3 separate regions of the Mus musculus genome follow, and all the other regions are linked to region 2. A link is a loop called in an ENCODE intact Hi-C map of the cell type or tissue named here. Cell type or tissue: left cerebral cortex. All regions are shown on one strand. Links, peaks and the distances in the headings refer to the core of each region. The heading gives the core; the rest is flanking DNA.

Evidence for each region. A loop is a pair of places that touch in the nucleus more often than their neighbours do. Peaks named below come from ENCODE experiments on the same cell type or tissue, not always from the same donor. Only the 100,000 strongest peaks of a DNase experiment are listed, where the experiment ranks them.
Region 1: a loop joins it to region 2, with 2.1 times the contacts of the local background. A loop is called at or near these places in 14 of 42 quality-filtered maps.
Region 3: a loop joins it to region 2, with 5 times the contacts of the local background. A loop is called at or near these places in 14 of 42 quality-filtered maps.

The regions. Positions count from the first base shown.
Region 1 is chr8:22,766,372-22,771,997 of GRCm38, reverse strand. Plat (plasminogen activator, tissue) reads right to left here. Exons shown (of 14, transcript NM_008872.3): 2 at 4,831-4,918; 3 at 3,510-3,552; 4 at 167-304. The coding sequence starts at 4,893. Among named protein-coding and RNA genes, the nearest start is that of Plat, 11 kb to the right of the region's middle. In left cerebral cortex, for the core only: a CTCF peak has its summit at 3,029 (motif pointing right); no DNase peak of the experiment used is centred there.
Region 2 is chr8:22,703,383-22,709,008 of GRCm38, reverse strand. It overlaps Ikbkb (inhibitor of kappaB kinase beta), which reads left to right and starts at 2,426. Exons shown (of 22, transcript NM_001159774.1): 1 at 2,426-2,539; 2 at 2,805-2,927. The coding sequence starts at 2,823. In left cerebral cortex, for the core only: no CTCF peak of the experiment used is centred there; DNase peaks (open chromatin) are centred at 2,419 and 2,802; H3K4me3 peaks cover 1,471 bases; H3K27ac peaks cover 1,190 bases.
Region 3 is chr8:22,754,944-22,760,569 of GRCm38, reverse strand. It overlaps Plat (plasminogen activator, tissue), which reads right to left and starts at 2,848. Exons shown (of 14, transcript NM_008872.3): 1 at 2,742-2,848. In left cerebral cortex, for the core only: no CTCF peak of the experiment used is centred there; DNase peaks (open chromatin) are centred at 1,364, 2,240 and 2,952; H3K4me3 peaks cover 3,124 bases; H3K27ac peaks cover 2,702 bases.

The DNA of each region.
Region 1 (5,626 bases), core at 447-5,446, 63 kb before region 2:
GCCACCCGTACTCCTACCCCCACCTCAGCCTTCTGGAATGCTTTCATGTACGCCTGGGCAGATCCTACCCCAAATGTGCTGAAGATCTGAATAGGCTAGGAACCACGGAGGAAGGGTTTGGGCCCTGAACCCAAGAACAAGGCCTCCGTGAGCCACTGGTACGTACTTCGGACAGGCACTGAGTGGCATTGTACCAGGCCGCTGTTGCACCGGCAATATTCCACCCGGCTGCTTCTGAGCATGGGTCGGAGCCACGACTGGTGCTGTTGGTAAGTTGTCTGCGTTGGCTCATCTCTGCAGGTCGCTGCAAGGCAAAGCAGGTTTGCAAATGAAAGGAAAGAGTCATCACTCCTGGCTCTGCCGGCAGAATGCAGCGAAACTTCTGTGCCTCCAGGTTCTGTAGAAAGCTCTACAAGTGGCCCTGTGGTGAGGCCTAAAGCCTGTACTGAACTGATGTGGGGGTTGTTTCTTGTCATCATTCCTTACAGAATACATTATAATGCCCAATCACTTATAACTGGGGATTATAGCATGTAGATATATTAGATACCATGGGTACTCTGGAAATGATTTAAAGTATACAGGAAGGTGGGTTTTTTACAAACATTGTGTCATTTTATAAGAGACTTAAGCATCAGTGGATTTTGGTACCCCAAGGAGGCCCTAGAACCAAGCCCCAACAGAAACAGACAGAGGTAACTGTGATTCATTGTGTCTCCCTTAGGAATATGGTGGTGATAATAGAAACTTAAAATGTTTCACCAGAACTCTTTGTTGTTATTATCTTCCTGGGTGAACCTTTGTCCTGAGATAACTTGACTATGAAAATACATTTATATTAAGTAATAGTCTATTTCCCACTTTAATCAGTCAAAAATAAAGCTGGTTGGTGGTGGTGCATGCCTTTAACCCCAGCACTTGGAAGGCAGAGGTAGGTAGGTTTCTGAATCTGAGGCCAGCCTGCTCTACAGAGCTAGTTCCAAAACTGCCAGGGTTATACAAAGAAACCCTGCCCGGAAAAAACCAAACCAAACACCTTTCAGATATTTACCTCTCTATACAACTATACCAGAGTTTCTGATCTACAAGAGTACTGCCACACAGAAAAGACACACTTTGGGCTAAAATAAGAAAATTGGCACTTAAATCTGTCAGAAAATGTGATACTTTTGCTAGTATTTTTCATGTAACAAAAATACAGCAGGCATTTAGTCACTGCTTTTCTAGAAACGTCTTGGCGTGGAGCACACGGTATTGACAGCAAAGTGGGGACTGGCACGTCTGCCTTTGTTTTCTCTGTCTACTTTGTCAGGCTCTTGTCTGACCCTACTAAGATGTATTATTCATTCCATGTCCACCCAAACCCAGTGATACTAGGGGATTCTATTTCTCTTCAAATTGAAGAGGCAAAGTTGATTAGAACAACTGAGCCAAGTCCTGCTCCAGACTCTACAAGCTGTCTAAAGGTCTCCAATAATCTTCCTAAGGCTGCAATCACTTTTGACTTCAGTAACAGCAGAGCCTTGCAGGGCAGATAAACCCCACCCCAGCGAGAGAGAGCTGTAATCTACAATGTGGATGCTGGGCCTAGATGGGAGACAGCACCTCTTGGGAGTCAGGCTTTCCTTCCAGGCTACGTCTTTACCAGAGCCACTGAACTCTGCACCCAACTCACTGGTACTCCGGTTCCTTCTCTACCACAAGAGATAGACTTGGGACATCAAACCCCTTTATTTGTTCGTCAGAGTTTTGAGAAGAATTCCAAAGCTAAGCTGGGAGGTACATGTCTGTAATCTCAGCACTTACGAGTCTGAGACAGGATTGCAGAGTTTGAGGCCTGTTTCAGCTACATGGTGAGTCCCAGTCAGACTAGGCTATATAATCTGACTCTATCACCAAAATCAAGCAAACAAAATACCATAAATTTTTAAAAATTAAAAAGAAAAAAATGAGACAGAAGGGCCTGGCACCTCCTCACTTCCCCCTTCCCCATCAAAGAAAAAAAGAGGGAGAAGGAAGGAAAGAGGGAGGGAGGACAAAGGGAGGGAGAGGGAAGGAGAGAGATGGAGGGAGTCAGAGTCAGGGAATGCAGCTATGCATTCCCAGGTACTGTTGGGGTCCTTTGGTGGCCTTTGGGGAGGGAGGGAAGGAATGAAGAGAGGAGAAAAGGGAGGGAGAGAGGAAGAAGAAGGGAGGGAGAAGGGGGAAATGGAGGAAGAAAAGAAAAGAGGGGGAGAGAGGGCAACATAGAGACAGGGGAGACGGTAACCAAGGAAGGGGAGGAGAAAGAGAGGGGAGGGGAAGATAGGGGAGGGGAGAGAGAAGAGAGAGAGAGAGAGAGAGAGAGAGAGAGAGAGAGAGAGAGAGAGAGAGAGAGAGAGAGAGGGAGAGAGATACAGAGAGAGAGTGTGTGTGTGCCACAGAGAGAGTCACAGAGAGAGAGAGACAGAGAGGGGTAGGAATTGAGATCTAAAGCTGAACTTGGGAGTTCTTTGATTTCAAGTCAAGAAGTTGGTTGCTGAAATTTTTTCTCTTAGAACCCTGATAAAAACCTTTGTGTGCTAGCACCCAACTCAAGACAAGAACTTATCTAGGGAGTCTCCTCGTCGAGTGTCTGAGTTAGCCTAAGTCAGTTACCCCTGGAAGAAATGGAATTCATTAAAATAAATTAGTTAAATTAGTAATGGAATTACTAATTTAAACAAGGATTGAAATTAATTAAAGTAATTTTACCAACAGGAAGTAATGAAAACATGGGGATGGTAGCAGATGTTGACCAGGCACTGGTGAGAGCCCAGGAATACCTAGATGACTGGCTGTAGGTAAGTCATCTTTTTTAGGGCTACTTTCTCTTTTTTTAAAAAGATTTATTTTATTTACTTTATGTATATGAGTACACTGTAGTTGTACAGATGGTTGTGGGCCATCGTGTGGTTGCTGGGAATTGAACTCAGGACCTCTGCTCGCTCAGGCCCACAAATTTATTTATTATTATATGGAAGTACACCGTAGCCGTCTTCAGACACACCAGAAGAGGGCGCCAGATCTCATTATGGATGGTTGTGAGCCACCATACGGTTGCTGGAATTTGAACTCAAGACCTTCGGGAAAGCAGTCAGTGCTCTTAACCTCTGAGCCATCTCTCCAGTCCAGGGCTATTTTCTCATCTCTCTCTCAAATACTTTGAGCTGTATTGAGACAGTGTCTTGCTGAGCCCCCAGACTGGCCTTGAATTCATGATCCTCCTGCCTCAGCCTCCCAAGTGTTGGGGTTATAGACACGTATCACCCCCACCCAGCTATAAGTCACCAGCTTTATTATCTCCTGACAGCCTGATGAGCTGCCCCTGGAAGACCATATCTGACTGACAAATAGTGATTAAGCAGGCATTTTTCACAAAAGCACTGGAAGATCTCTCAACAATGCTGCAAGTGGGTGCCAGACCGAAGACAGACCTCCCGACAGTCAAAGTATTATGAGGCCTGGGTCTGCCTCCCTTCACCACTCACCTCTGTAGGACCGGGCTCCTCTTCTGAACCTCCCATGTATTCCCTGCAAAGAGACCAGAATGGAGGAATGGTCAGCAAGAGCTGGGGAAAGACCAACCAGAGTCTTCCAACCAGCTGCTACCTAAGGAGACATAGAATACCCTTTCTTACCTTTTTGTCAAATTACCTGCTCTTCCTACGTGCCTAACACCCATCCCCGGGGCCATGAAGAACTTCTTGCACAACAGAAATGCTTCTTATTCATGTCATCCAGTGTGGCAGACACTAATGTCACATGGCCACAGACTGCTTAAAATGTAGCCAGGGCGACTGATAAACTGGAATTCCGATTTGATTTAGTTCATTTTAAATTTTAAGTTATCGGCACATGGCTAGTGGATTTAAATAAAGCCACAGGTCCTTGTGTCTTTCATGAAGACATTGGGATCCTCCCTTCTCTATCAATCCTGTGCCTGAGCACTGTGTACCCTAACTCTAACCCTATCCCTAACCCCTAACTCTATCCCCAACCCTAACCCCTAACCCTATCCCTTAACCCTAACCCCTAACTATCCCTAAACTGGTTCTTAACCTCAACCCCAACCTTAACCCCTAACCCTATCCCTAACCCTATTCCTAACCCTATTCCTAACCCTAACCCCAACCCCAACCCTAAACCCTAACCGCTAACCCCTAACCGAGTTCTAGATGCACTTCCCACAGCTCAGGTAAGCTTGGCCATATGTATATCGTATATCGTGCTCTGTGTTGAGGTGAGGTTTTGGCAAGTGAGTACAGCCTCTGTCCCCATCAGCTAACCTGCTTCCGTGGCTCAGAATGCCTGTCTTTTCTTAGTACCCTATGGGTGAATTCAAATGCATTTCCTCCCCCCACCCCGCCCCCCACCCATTCTGGGGATCACACCCTAGGCCCTGTGCAGGTTCTTTTTTCACTGAGTTTCAACCCTAGCCATGGAGTCTTTGAAGTCTATGTCAACAAGGTCTCAAACTTGTGACCTTCCTGCCTCAGCCTCCTGGTTGGTGGGAATGCACATGTGCGTGCACTACCGTACTCGTGCAAAGACACTTTTTCACATAATGGCTCCAAAGCAGGGAGGGGCACAAGTTAAGAATGGCTTTAAGCCAGAGGCGTGGCCAGATTCTACTTCTAGAACTCAAATCCTTAGTATCCTACCCACAGGGGAGTGCGCGCTATGTGTCTGATCACTCCTGGGAACGTGTCCTACACCCTGAGGTGCTTGGGCGCATGGAGACTCCTGGTTACACCACCGTTATCTGTAAGTTTGGAGACCCAATGTGGTGAGGCAGGGAGGTAGACCCACCTGGTCAGGCAATGGGAAAGCCAGTCCACAAAGCAGCAGTACACACAGCAGCTCTCTCTTCATTTTGCTCCCCGTTTCTTCTGTGTCCCTTAAGTTTTGGAAGACAAATAAAAGCAATGAAGCACGTGATGTGGGCGGGCAAAGGATCAAAGGACATCCAGGTCTGTCGCTTCATTTCAGGTGACCCATCCAGCAATGACTCTTGCAGACATTGTCTGGAAGATTTCACACACATCTGTGCCTGTCTGTCTAAATGGGGGGTGGAGGGGTGGGAGGAGAGATTTTGTGTGTGTGTATGTGTGTACATGCATGTGTGTGAAAAGTATACAACAGCATTACATTTACCACCTAAGTATTCAATATTCAGCTTAGTGGTATTCAACATATACAAACCGCTATGAACTCAACCCACCATCACATCCGTCTCCAGAGAGTCATCACAGTGAATTCAAATCCCTTAGCCATTGAAGAATGGCTCTTTGTTCTCCTGACCCTTGGCTGCCACCACCCTTGCTTCGTCTGTAACTTTGACTATCTGTATGTGTTATAGATGTGGAATCATATAGTGTCCATCCTTTTTACATCTTTGTAGGTGTAGACCTCTTAGAGTGATATCCTGAAGGGTCAGCCACACTGTAGAGTTCTTGCCCTTTTTTTGAGCCTGAACAATAGCCCATTGTCTGCTGAGACCCCATTTTGCTTGCCTCGTAATCTGCTGATAGATAGTGATTGCTACAAGTAGCTCTTCCCAGAGATTCCTGTAGGCTGCAGGGTAGGAGCCATCTCTGGTGCTTCA
Region 2 (5,626 bases), core at 434-5,433:
GGCTTGGTCATGGTGTCTGTTCACAGCAATAAAATCCAAAGTAAGACATTTGATATTGTCATAAAAACAGGCATATTGATGGGGTATAATTGAACACCCAGACATAATAACTCCACATGCCTACAGACACCTGATTTTTTTGACAGAAAGGCCAAACTATTCTGTATCTTCAAGATAGAAATGTAAGAGGACGTGCAAGGAAGGGTGAATAGAATATAGTGTCATAAACAGGAAATCAGAATAAGGACCTAATGGGAAAGGGAGTTTCAGTTTCAGATCAACCTGGGCTTCACAGCAAGACTGCCTCAGAACCAGAATGCAGCTGCCTGTGCCAGCTCTCCCAAAGGTAACCCAAACCAAGGAGAAATGGCTCTTCTGTGTGGCAACCTGTCACTAACTAAACGCAGTTGTGAATGAGACCTCCTTACAAGAGGGCATGTTTACAGAGGCTGGTTCCGTCTGCAGCACTGTGGAAGGATTGGAATGTTACAGAGGCTAATTACCTCATCTGGAACACCCATTGCTACCCCACCTCTGTGTCAGAGCTGACGTTCTGTGGCTAAGAGATTAAAACGAAAACCCAGCTTTTGAAATCTATTAACTTGGTGGGCTAACACCTTCCAAACACTCAACCCAAAGCTAAGAGTGTCATCCGAGAACATCTGATGATTCACAGACTAGCTTCCCCCATCTTGCTATAATCATCTCTCTGAGGTCTCCATTGATGCATTTCAAACTTACCTTGATTTAGTCCTTAAAACTGTACAACGTCTTAAAACTTCTTCCATGTTGGAACATTATATTCATACATGCTTCAGAATAAACTATGATCTTTTTATTCCTTTGAGGAGGTGAGAGCTGTTTCTTTGGATGATACAGTGTACCCTTGATTCCCACTTCCACTTGTATTTGTGTCAAGTACAGGAATCTTTTACCTCAAAATAGGAAGTGAAATAACTACAAGGTTATTGCAGTTGTCCTGACTGGAATGGAGGCTAAAGAGTCTCCTGAGCTCCTCTTTCTGACTTTTAAACTGCCGACATAACAGACCCCGAGAAACTGTAATCTCCCCCAGGAACATCATCTGAGGCCACGTGGGAACCCGTGTAAGAAAGCTGTGACTGTCCCGTGAGCTGTGGTTGGGGCAGAGTGCAGAATGTTCTTCCACAAGTGGCCTTCTAGAAATAATTGCAAACCCCATAAAAAGTGGATGCTCTCAAAAGGGGCGACATGAAGGGTATGGCTTGGGATGTCCACGTTCTCTCTGTGGGAAGGGTGGGGTCCTGGGAGGAATATTCTTGGCTTTTTCCCACAGGTGCAAGGATGATAAGACATAATACCAAGTGTTTTTTCACTTGCTGTTCTTGTATTTGCTTAAGCTCTCTGTAAACATCATCTCATGTTTTGCTTGCTTTAATAATAAAAGAGTGAGAAGTTCTTTATTTGCTCTATTCTTGAGTTCAAACGCTTAGAGTCCCCAGGTTATCCCACAAAGATCTTTGGCTTTCAATCCAGGGAGACTTTGTTAGCCTTGCTGGTCGCTGTCCGCTGCTGGGTTCGGATCTAAAAAGCCAGTAAATGTCAGAAGCCTGGAGCCACTGTGCCACCTTCAGAGGAGCAGAGATTTCACACCGTCTGACAAACGCCACATCATAGGAGAAACTGGAGCCTAGACAACGATGGTGGACCAGAACATATATTGAGCATGACTACTTAGTTATGTATACCACTTGCCTTCCACTTAAACCCAAACCTCATGGCAGGACCCCAAAATTAGACTTGGATCGGCAGAGGTATGGGTGAGAGAGATTAGATCGCTGTCTTTCCCCAATGTAGTCACATTGAATAAACCTCTTTTTCTCCTTTCCATTGGTAATTGTATCGTGAATTAGGCTATGGGAGGTGAGCGGCTGAACCTGGCTTGTTAGAGGCAGGGGTGGATGCTGGTAGGCGTGTGGGGTGTCCTGGTGGAGAAGACAATACCCAGCCTCTTGACCTAATAACTAGTAATTTCTTTATGCTCCCAGTGCTCAAACTCCATTTTTGATAGACAGTGCTAGTTTTTTGTTTTGTCTCTGTACTCTTCCCTCTCCTCCCTTCCTCTTTGAGGGGGATGGTGGTGTGTTACTTTCTGAGGAGCATCAGGATGGTTGATTATTCTTAATACTGAACCAGGAGCGGTGGGAGGACAGGGAGGCAATTCTTAGGACAGCCTCTAAGTCAGCACTAGTCGGGGCTCGGCAGATTCTCCCCTTATTAACTGCCTAGCCAGTCGGATCAAGCTCAGCCTAAAAAGTGCCAGGGTGAAGAAGAGCTCTCCAAGCCGCCAGGTCCTGCGCCGCCAGGTCCAGCACCTTGGCTGGCTGTGGCTGCGTCTCCGAGAGCCAGTGGCTCGCGCGTCCCCTTTAAGAGCCGTCTAGTACCCGTGACGTCAGGGCAGGAAGTGTTTGAGGAAGTGGCGCTGGGCTGGCTGCGTGGGGACCCCGAGTTTTCATGTCCTCAGCGGGTGTCGCTGGCGGCCCCGCGGCCCCCGGGGCAGGTGAGTCCCACGCGAGGGCGGCTCGCGGCGCGTGGACCGGCTCACCCGGGTGTGCGCTCCGCCTCTCCCCGGGGTCCGTGGCTGCGCCGCGCCCGATGCTGAGCGGACCCACCGGTGGGCCCGGCCGCCGCAACTTTTATTTGTTAACTACACCGGTGTCCTAGCCTCCCCTTGCAGGGCAGCAGCCACTGCTGCTCCCAGTTGCTTCTTGAGCTCCAGTGTTCTTCTTACTCTCAACTTGTCCTCTCTCCCTGCTTGCTTCTAGAGTTAGCAGGGCATCGATATGAGCTGGTCACCGTCCCTCCCAACCCAGACATGTGGAGCCTGGGAAATGAAAGAACGCCTGGGGACCGGGGGATTTGGAAACGTCATCCGGTGGCACAATCAGGTAGGGCTCTGGCACCAGGAAGGTGGGTGAGCTTTCTTGGCGCCTCTTCTGACCTGGCCCGGTGTGAATGGGTGGATCCCTGCCTAACCTTGGCGTTGTCCAATGGGAGCGTAAGAAAAAGGACTGCAAAGGGGATCTGTGAGCTGCTAAACTGACTCTTTTTAAAAAACCTTAATAACCATGCCACTTAGAAGGACACATGAGGGAGTAAGCTGTCATTCCAAGTATTTTGAAATTATATTTCTACTAATATTTAGACTAGCACGTAATACATTACATTGTGATAAATGTTGTAGAATACAGGCAGTGTTAAAAAGATGAGAGCAATAAAAAACATTTTAAATAACTTTATTTAAAATATTTTAGGTAGTTGATAACCCCAAGGTTTTTCTCTTCTCTTTCTTTCTCTCTTTCTTTCTTTCTTTCTTTCTTTCTTTCTTTCTTTCTTTTCCATGTGCCGCCATATAATGCTGAGTGATGTGGACTGATTTCATTTTTGGATCTAATTTTTATTCCTATTATTTTAGTCCTTATGTGTCTGATGTGCGTTGCTCATGTTAAAAGTTTGTGTTCTTCCAAAAAAAATTTGGGGGAGGGGGCTGGCAGTAAGTACGCTGAGATTCTTGGCAGGACTCTCTCTAGCTCGGCTGTTTACTGTGGGAGACTTATTTTATCCGATTTGGGTAATGAGTTCATCACAGTGCCTCAGGAGCACACAGTACTTGTGATGTTTCCGCTAAAGAGTACTTACTAACCTCAGGATACTTGAGTATCAGACGTGATGTGTGACTATCAAACTTGGGGGTCATGGCCTGTGCCCTAAGCTGAGTCCTCAATAAGCCAATTAAAATAGGCAAATTAATAGTGGAAAGCAAGGGATTCATTCACTGAGGTCACATTAGGAAGAAGGACAGACAGATCCCCCCCCACCAAGTCCATCTCCATGATCCTAAAATTAGGTTAAGGTCTAAATAGAACGCCAAGGATACTCACATCTAAGCAGTACTGTGGTCCAGCCTACCACTGGCCTGGTTTTGTCATCCTGTGAGATTTTTCTGAGAATGTGTTAGAAATCTGTAACCCAGAAGACAATTTCCCCCTCTGGCTGGGAGCTTTTTCTCTCCCAACATGAAATTTCTGGGGAATTTCCCATCTCTCTGGCATCCAATGTTTAAAAGTATCTCTTTAGAATATCTTCATTTCTGCCAGACCAGTTACTCAACCTCCTGATAGACCCCGCGGGGAGTGCTGTCTGGAGGCCTATTTTTCTATTTTAGGATTCCAGTGTTGGTCAACAGTTGGAAAACATACCAAAACGAGAGGCCACCCTTCTAGGGAATCCTTCCTAAAGAGCTAAAATCAAGGTCTTGACTCAGATTGAGTGGTCCAGGTGAGAGACCAGCCAGGTTGATCGTGGTGATGACAGGGAGAAATAGGCAGACTGAAGAGATATTTAGGGGTTAGTGTGAACAGGACTTGGGTGGATAGAGAGGGCAGGGGCTGGAGTTGGGGAGGAGTACTGGCTGAAGAACCCGCCTGCTTAAACCTGGACATCCTCTGCTGTCTTCATGGACTGATCTCGGGGAAGCCTGGGGGCTGCTTTGGGTGCATAAAAGCAATCTTTAACCCACATCTAAGATCAGAAGATGCTGCATGTCTTCTGTTGGACACGCCTCTGTTCCGGGCCTCTGGATGGATGCAGCTAAAATATGCTAGTTGTACTTGGCGCCAGACATCCCCTTGCTACTTCATACACTGTCTCTTGTCTATAGGCATGAGAATATTTGTAGCTGTCACAGAGAAGTTCCTTGAGAGGCCCTGAGTCAGAAACGTGGCCCAAGAACCAGGATCACTGATGTAAATACATTACATGCCGAGATCGGGCTAGGTTTCTTACATGCTGGGTCTGTTTGGCGTTACCATGAGCTGCGTATCATCCTTACCTTTCTTACATGCTTTCATACCAGGGTCAACAGCTTTAATTTCTGTTTTATAACTGAGGAATTGGAAGCACAGGGGAGTTAGGTAATATATTGAAAGAAGCCATGCTTTTAACACATCTATTCCGATCCAGATGCTACACCCGCACTGTGGCTTCTTCTAGATGGAACTAGAGTTTAGGACACATCCTGCATATAACCGGCTATTTTGTAGGTACTATTTGGTTCTTCGCAACCAACCCAAGCCATTTTGAAGCACCAAGGAAAAACTAAGGGATACTCAAATGTAGCAGATGACGCTACTGCAACTCCCTGGGTTCCAGATACACACAGTGTGGCCTTGTCAGTCTTTGTTGCCTAGGTGCACCCCTAAATCTCACTGAAGGCTCAGTGCAAACCGTTTGTGCTTCGGGTAGGCTACTGTTTGCAGCAGACCTTGAGAGACAAAGAGAGAGGAAAAAGATACAACTCCGGGGACCTCAGCCTCCAGCTCCTTTTGAGGGTAGACAGGGGAAGGAGCCACACACTCTCCCCACCACATAGCACTTGGTTGGAATCCTTACTGTCACCTTGCTAATTCATGCATTTGGGTCACAACTTCTCGTTGAATGCATAAATAGACCCTCATTGTGACAGGAAGTACACCGTGGAAACATCCCAGGATCCTTTGCAACTATTACGTCATCAGTGTGCTCTAATAGGAAAGAGCCTGGCAAACCTGGGGAATCCGTGCTGGGAAATAGAGACCATGCTGGTTGT
Region 3 (5,626 bases), core at 411-5,410, 52 kb before region 2:
TTTTTCCTTGCACATATGACATGATAGAAAGCCCAGGTTCTGCACCAGGGTCAGAGAGCAGTACACACAGGAGCCATTACTTCCTGAATGCAGAGTGATATCTTATATCCCCATCTTCAATCTGTTTTTCTGGTTTGCCTTTTTCAGGACAGTTTTTCCACCCCACAGCAGGGCCTCTGAAACTCTCTGGGCATCTGGAATCAGCACTTGCCACATTTAGCTGCTTCAGTGGAATCATTAAGGTATAAGCTAACAGGATATTTGCTTCCACAGAATAGACTTGCAGTAGAAAAGTCTACAACGTATGGGACCAGTCTATGCCTGCAGTGATCATTTCAGAGGCACAGGGTGGACTCGGGTCTGTTAGGTCAATCCCCAAAGAAAACTCTAGAGGCTTCTCTCTGATGTGTCAGGAGCACTGAACATGAAGAACAGCTGGCCTGTGTTTTCTGAGCTGCTGACACAGCTCTCCTGGACTGTGCCTTTAAACATTCCAGAGAAATTTGTGATACATGACCAGCAATCTGCTTCATTTGTTTTTCCAGTAACCAAGAATTGAGTTCATCTTACCTTGCACTCCTATCTATAAAAGTTAGTCTCCCAGGCATCATGAAAGTAGACAGTTGGGCCAGTATTAAAGATGATGGTACTTGACCAAGGCTTTGTGAATCTCTACCTGTAACTTAACTTTCCTTTCCTTTCCTTTCCTTTCCTTTCCTTTCCTTTCCTTTCCTTTCCTCCTGAAACAGGATCTCACTTATCCCAGGCTAGCCTTGAGCTTCTGATCTTCTTGCCCACATCTCCTGAGCACTAGGGATTACAAGTGTTCACTGTAACACCAAGTTTACCTGGTGCTGGGAATCAGGCCTAAAGACTCTCTGCATTCCACGTGAACACTCTGCCAACTAAGCTGCAGCCCCAACTCCAGCTCCGTCCTCTAGAAATCTGGGTCGTCAGCACCCGACTGGGTTTGAAGTGAGACCTATCCCATGGCCAGCTCAAAGCTGGCCTTCAGTTCTTGGTTTCTGCATTTAGTTGCTTCCTGCAGCATTTTCTGACACCCAAGAGAAAAAAAAAAAAGAAACAAAAAAAGCTATTCTGAGACAATAGATGCACAGCTGCCAGAACTCAGATTGCACTGTTTCAGCTCAGACCACCAAAGGCTCCCACTCACAGAGACCTGGTGTCTCGGGATGTGTGTGAACTTTACACTGTGAATGGCGTTAAGTCTATTAACTGTGGCTGATAAGCCGTGTTTGCAGCCTCCACCATTAGATGGAGGACGAGCACATGTGTTTTCACCTTACAACCCTCACACCAGTCTTTCCAGTCCACGAGCCTGGCAGGCAACTCTGAGTCACTCTCTGGCTTTGGCCGAGCACCCTGCTCAGTGAGCAGTCTTGATGTGTGCAGCTTCAGTCCCCAAAGCCTTAGCGGAAATATAGATGTTCCTCTGCTCCTCCCGGCTGCATCAAGCATCCTGGGTCTGGGAGAGAGCAGGCCAGCTGCTGTAGAACTCACAGGAGACTTTCCAAATAATCTGGGGGTGTCCTGGAAACTCCGTCCTAATCCAGTTGGTCCGGGGTGGGGGGGTGCAGCTAGTACTGCCCCTGCCAGGATACAGGCTGGCTCTCCTAAAAACACTTTAGGTGGATTGAACAGGATGGTCAGAGGGACTGTTTACATTATAGTGTTTCCAGTATCTGGTCTGGGGCTGAATATTATTTAACCCTCACTGGCTGTGCCCACTCTACCTTCCACTGACCTGCATAGATTTGTTCTGGACAGGCCACGTCTGGATCTCAGTGAAAATCCCTAGCTGTATTTTTCTGTAAGTGTACTCCAGTTGTATTTGTGACGCGCTCGCAGGATTGTTAAATATCCACCACCACAACAGACACACGTTTTTTGTATATGCCCCTGCCCCATTATCAGCTGCGGAAGACCACGGCATCATTCTAAGCTGGCCATCAAATTAAAGCATTGCTACTGCTTTTCTTTGCACTGAAGCTTCGTCCTTAGTTATCTTGGAGCGCTGCATACTTTCCTCCCACGCCCACACCATCTCTCCCTCCCCCCACTCCATCCATCCTCCCGCTGTTTCTGTGAGGTTAAGAAAACAAAGGTCCTGAAGGAATCCAGAGAGCCTTTAGACTCTTCCAGCTGCAGCATGAAAAAGCAAACACATCTGTGCTTGATGTCCAAGGGTGAGATTGACTGGAAGAACGGAAGAGAGGATGCGATGAACTCCCGAGAGACGAGAGGTTTTGCATCCTGACTCCCACTAGTAATGAGAGGTTCCTAAAAATCTCAGCTTCTCTCTGCCAGCCTAGTTAATCATGCTGCCCAGGCAAAATGCCCCCTCCTTGATGCCCAGCCTGTTTTTTAGTGTGTTCCTTGGTCAGAAGGTAGCCATACAACTCTGGCTTCTCAGCTCAGGAAGGCAGCTGAATCTAGTTACTGCCCGTTAGTGCTGCTCCCATTGTCTGTTGAAAGAACCGGAGTCATTCTGTTTGCTTTCTCCCCTGTGCAAGCAAAACTTCTGCAAGAGACACCTCTCTCCCATTCTCTCCCTCTCACCTCAGCTTACCCAGGGTCATTGCAAAGAACCCTGGATGATGCTGGCTGGTCCTCTGTCTGTGCTTCCATTAAGCATCCCTTCACTGGCTCAGTTTGCCCCCAAAGACTTTAAAGGGACAGAAGAAGAGTCAGCTGTTAGATACCGGCAGAAATTAACTTACCGAGAGTGCTTGCTTCTTTCCCACTCTTGCAGGGGCCTCTCCTTGACGCTGAGCTCTTGAGTTCCTGCAGGCTCTGTCTCCCTGAACAGCTCCAGCCAATTTGAAGGATGAAGAAGGGGTGGGGCCAGAGGTGTGGGCGGGGTTTCTCCTCTGCTGGTGGGTGGACTGAGGAGCCAATGGAGCAGCCGGTGTCTCTAAGGAGGGGGAGGAAGTGCGCGCGGAGGAGCACAGCCAGTCTTGGCTTGCCGCCAGTTTGATTATTCACCGTACTGATGTCATCGAATCACAGGAATTTTCAGAGTTGGAGGGGACTTAAGACTCATCCTGTTTTAAAACCCCGGTCTCAAAGGCCTAAAAGGAACTGTAAGGATCTGCTGCTCTAAGCTCCTGTCTTGACCCATGAGTTTATAGTTCTAAACAGCCCCGCCCAGTTGGGGATGGGGGAGAGGTCTTCTGGAATTTGAAGCAACTACCCCTCAGGACACGTGGGCAATTAATTGGCCGGGCAGATGATGATAAGCTGGGTTGGGTGTGACTGGAGATAGAACGCACATGACTTTTGGTGCGCTCCCTACCTCTGACCTGCTCTCCTAGACTGAGGTGCTTCTCTGCGGCATCTCAGCAGAGATCTCTCAGAGAATTGAGAAAAGTGGGGAAATGGGCAGGTCTCTCAGCCTCAGCACCCTGAAATTCTATCCTAAGCCATCCTTCTTCTAAGCCCCACACCCCGGAGGCAGACAATAAAAGCTCCTGAAAACTACTATTCTGATGACCCTTTCACAACCTACCAAAGCCTCGGCAGTCTCGGGGCACCAGGTCACCCAAAATTCCAGTTTAGTCTTCATCTGCAGCTGCTTGCACATCAGAGGGGTGGGCGAGTGGCCTCTGTCAATCTCGGCTGGCGTGGAGCTGAGAGGAGGGTTTCTCAGTAATCACAGGTGCCCTGAGTTTTGCTAAATGCACACTCCCCTCCATAAACACACACACACACACACACACACACACACACACACACACACATCCTCCGAAACCCCAGCTTTTGTGTTTCTACCACCTGTGAGTCTGTTTCCCCTGTCAGACTCCGGGGGGTGGGGGTGGGGGGGGGTGGGAAGCAAGACTGAAGAGCCAGAAATACAAATGGGAAGCTGATACCATAACAATGGGAACTTTGATTTTAGTCAAAGGATTGCAGGGGGGTGGGGTGGGGGGAGTGAAAATAAATCTTAATGATATCACATCCTGGGAAACTTGCCTAGGAGCCCTTTGCTCCAAAGGGCTCCAAGTACAATAACTTGGGGGCAGATGGATAAGAAAATGAAGTGCTGAAGAAAGAGTTCCTAAGGCTAGCTTCTGCAATGGGGGTCCTCTCTGTAGTGTGTGTCACCTGTGGGGGCAGAGAGTTGGCTTAATGATCCCTTTGTTGGGGGCAATGGAAGTGGACAGCTGACGAGGTATCAGGACAAAAACCATGATGAGAAAACTAATTAAGAAGTGATGTGATTCCCAGGATAGCCCAAGGAAAGAGAAGTGGGCAAGAAGCTGACAACACAGCTATTAACCAGGAGGCAGGTGCTCTGTGTACAGACTAAAAGCATCTCCTTTAAAAGGGGATCAGCTTTTAAGGACAAATGAGGTAAATATCCAGATGGCATTATTGGGAATACACTGCTGGGATGTAGGGACTCCTCATGCATGCCATGGCTGGTCCTGCCCTGAAATTAGACCCTATTAAGGCCCAAGGCTCATAGACCTGCATCTCCCTGCCCCATTTCTCCCCGAGGACACAGGGATGGGCTATTAACAAATGCTGAGGTGGTGAGGGACTTTTCTTTGTGAGGGACTTGACCAGAGGACACCCCTCATCTCATACTTCTGGAAGTTACCCCAGTTGAATTCACTGTTTAGTTCTCCAGGCTAGACCCATGGAATTGTTTCCTTTGTCTGTTCTCAGTCTAGAGTTAACAGACGTTCGCTCATATCCGCTTAGAAGTAGTAAAGGCAGCATATACTGTCCAGGCCTTCATCTGCACTGGAGACTTACACTGGCTAGCTGGACCAGGTGGGTGAATTGCAGGCTCATGCACTCCCTGAGGAAAAAAATGGATAGGACAAAGCAAAGTCCTCTTGGAGATGGTGATAGCTATGAAGAATCGCTTACCAGACTGTACAAGAGGGATTTGCACTATTCTAACAAATCGTTCGAAGTGATGAAAATGAAAAGTTAAAAATCAGGCAATTCTCCTGGAGCAGACTTCTGAAATTTTAACCTAATAACAATAAGTTTTAAAATTCCACACATGATTATAAAACCTTGGGTTCTGTTTGTTTGTTTGTTTGCTTGCTTGCTTGTTTTGGAACTATGTAACTCAGGCTGACCTTGAACTCCAAGAATGCACCATCCAGAAGCCTGGTCTAAACCATTGTTTTGATCATGTGACACTGAAGATAATTTAGATGCTCAAAAATAGAGGAGTATTGGCATTCGACATATCAGCATAGTACAGTATTGTATGGTCTGAGGATGATTGATACCACAGTTATATAGACATACCAAAATTAGGAATATCACCTTGCCCCTAAGTGTGATGTAAATTCTATAAACCCCACAAGGATGAGTAGATAAAGATTAAAACACAGCATTAGGGCTCGATTGCTGTAGCAACGGATGGATTTTTCTTTTCAGTTTCTTTCATGGTACCTGCATACCACTCTGAGAAAAAGAAAGTGACTTCATACCAGATGCAGGCACATCTGGATATGCCCAGCTCATGAATCTTACACCAGCATGAGGAAGCAGCAGCTGTCCATACAGGCAGGTTCCAATGACAGAAATGTGCTTTTAGTGACTTACCATGGTCTTGCTCCGGAATCTATTCAACTTCTTT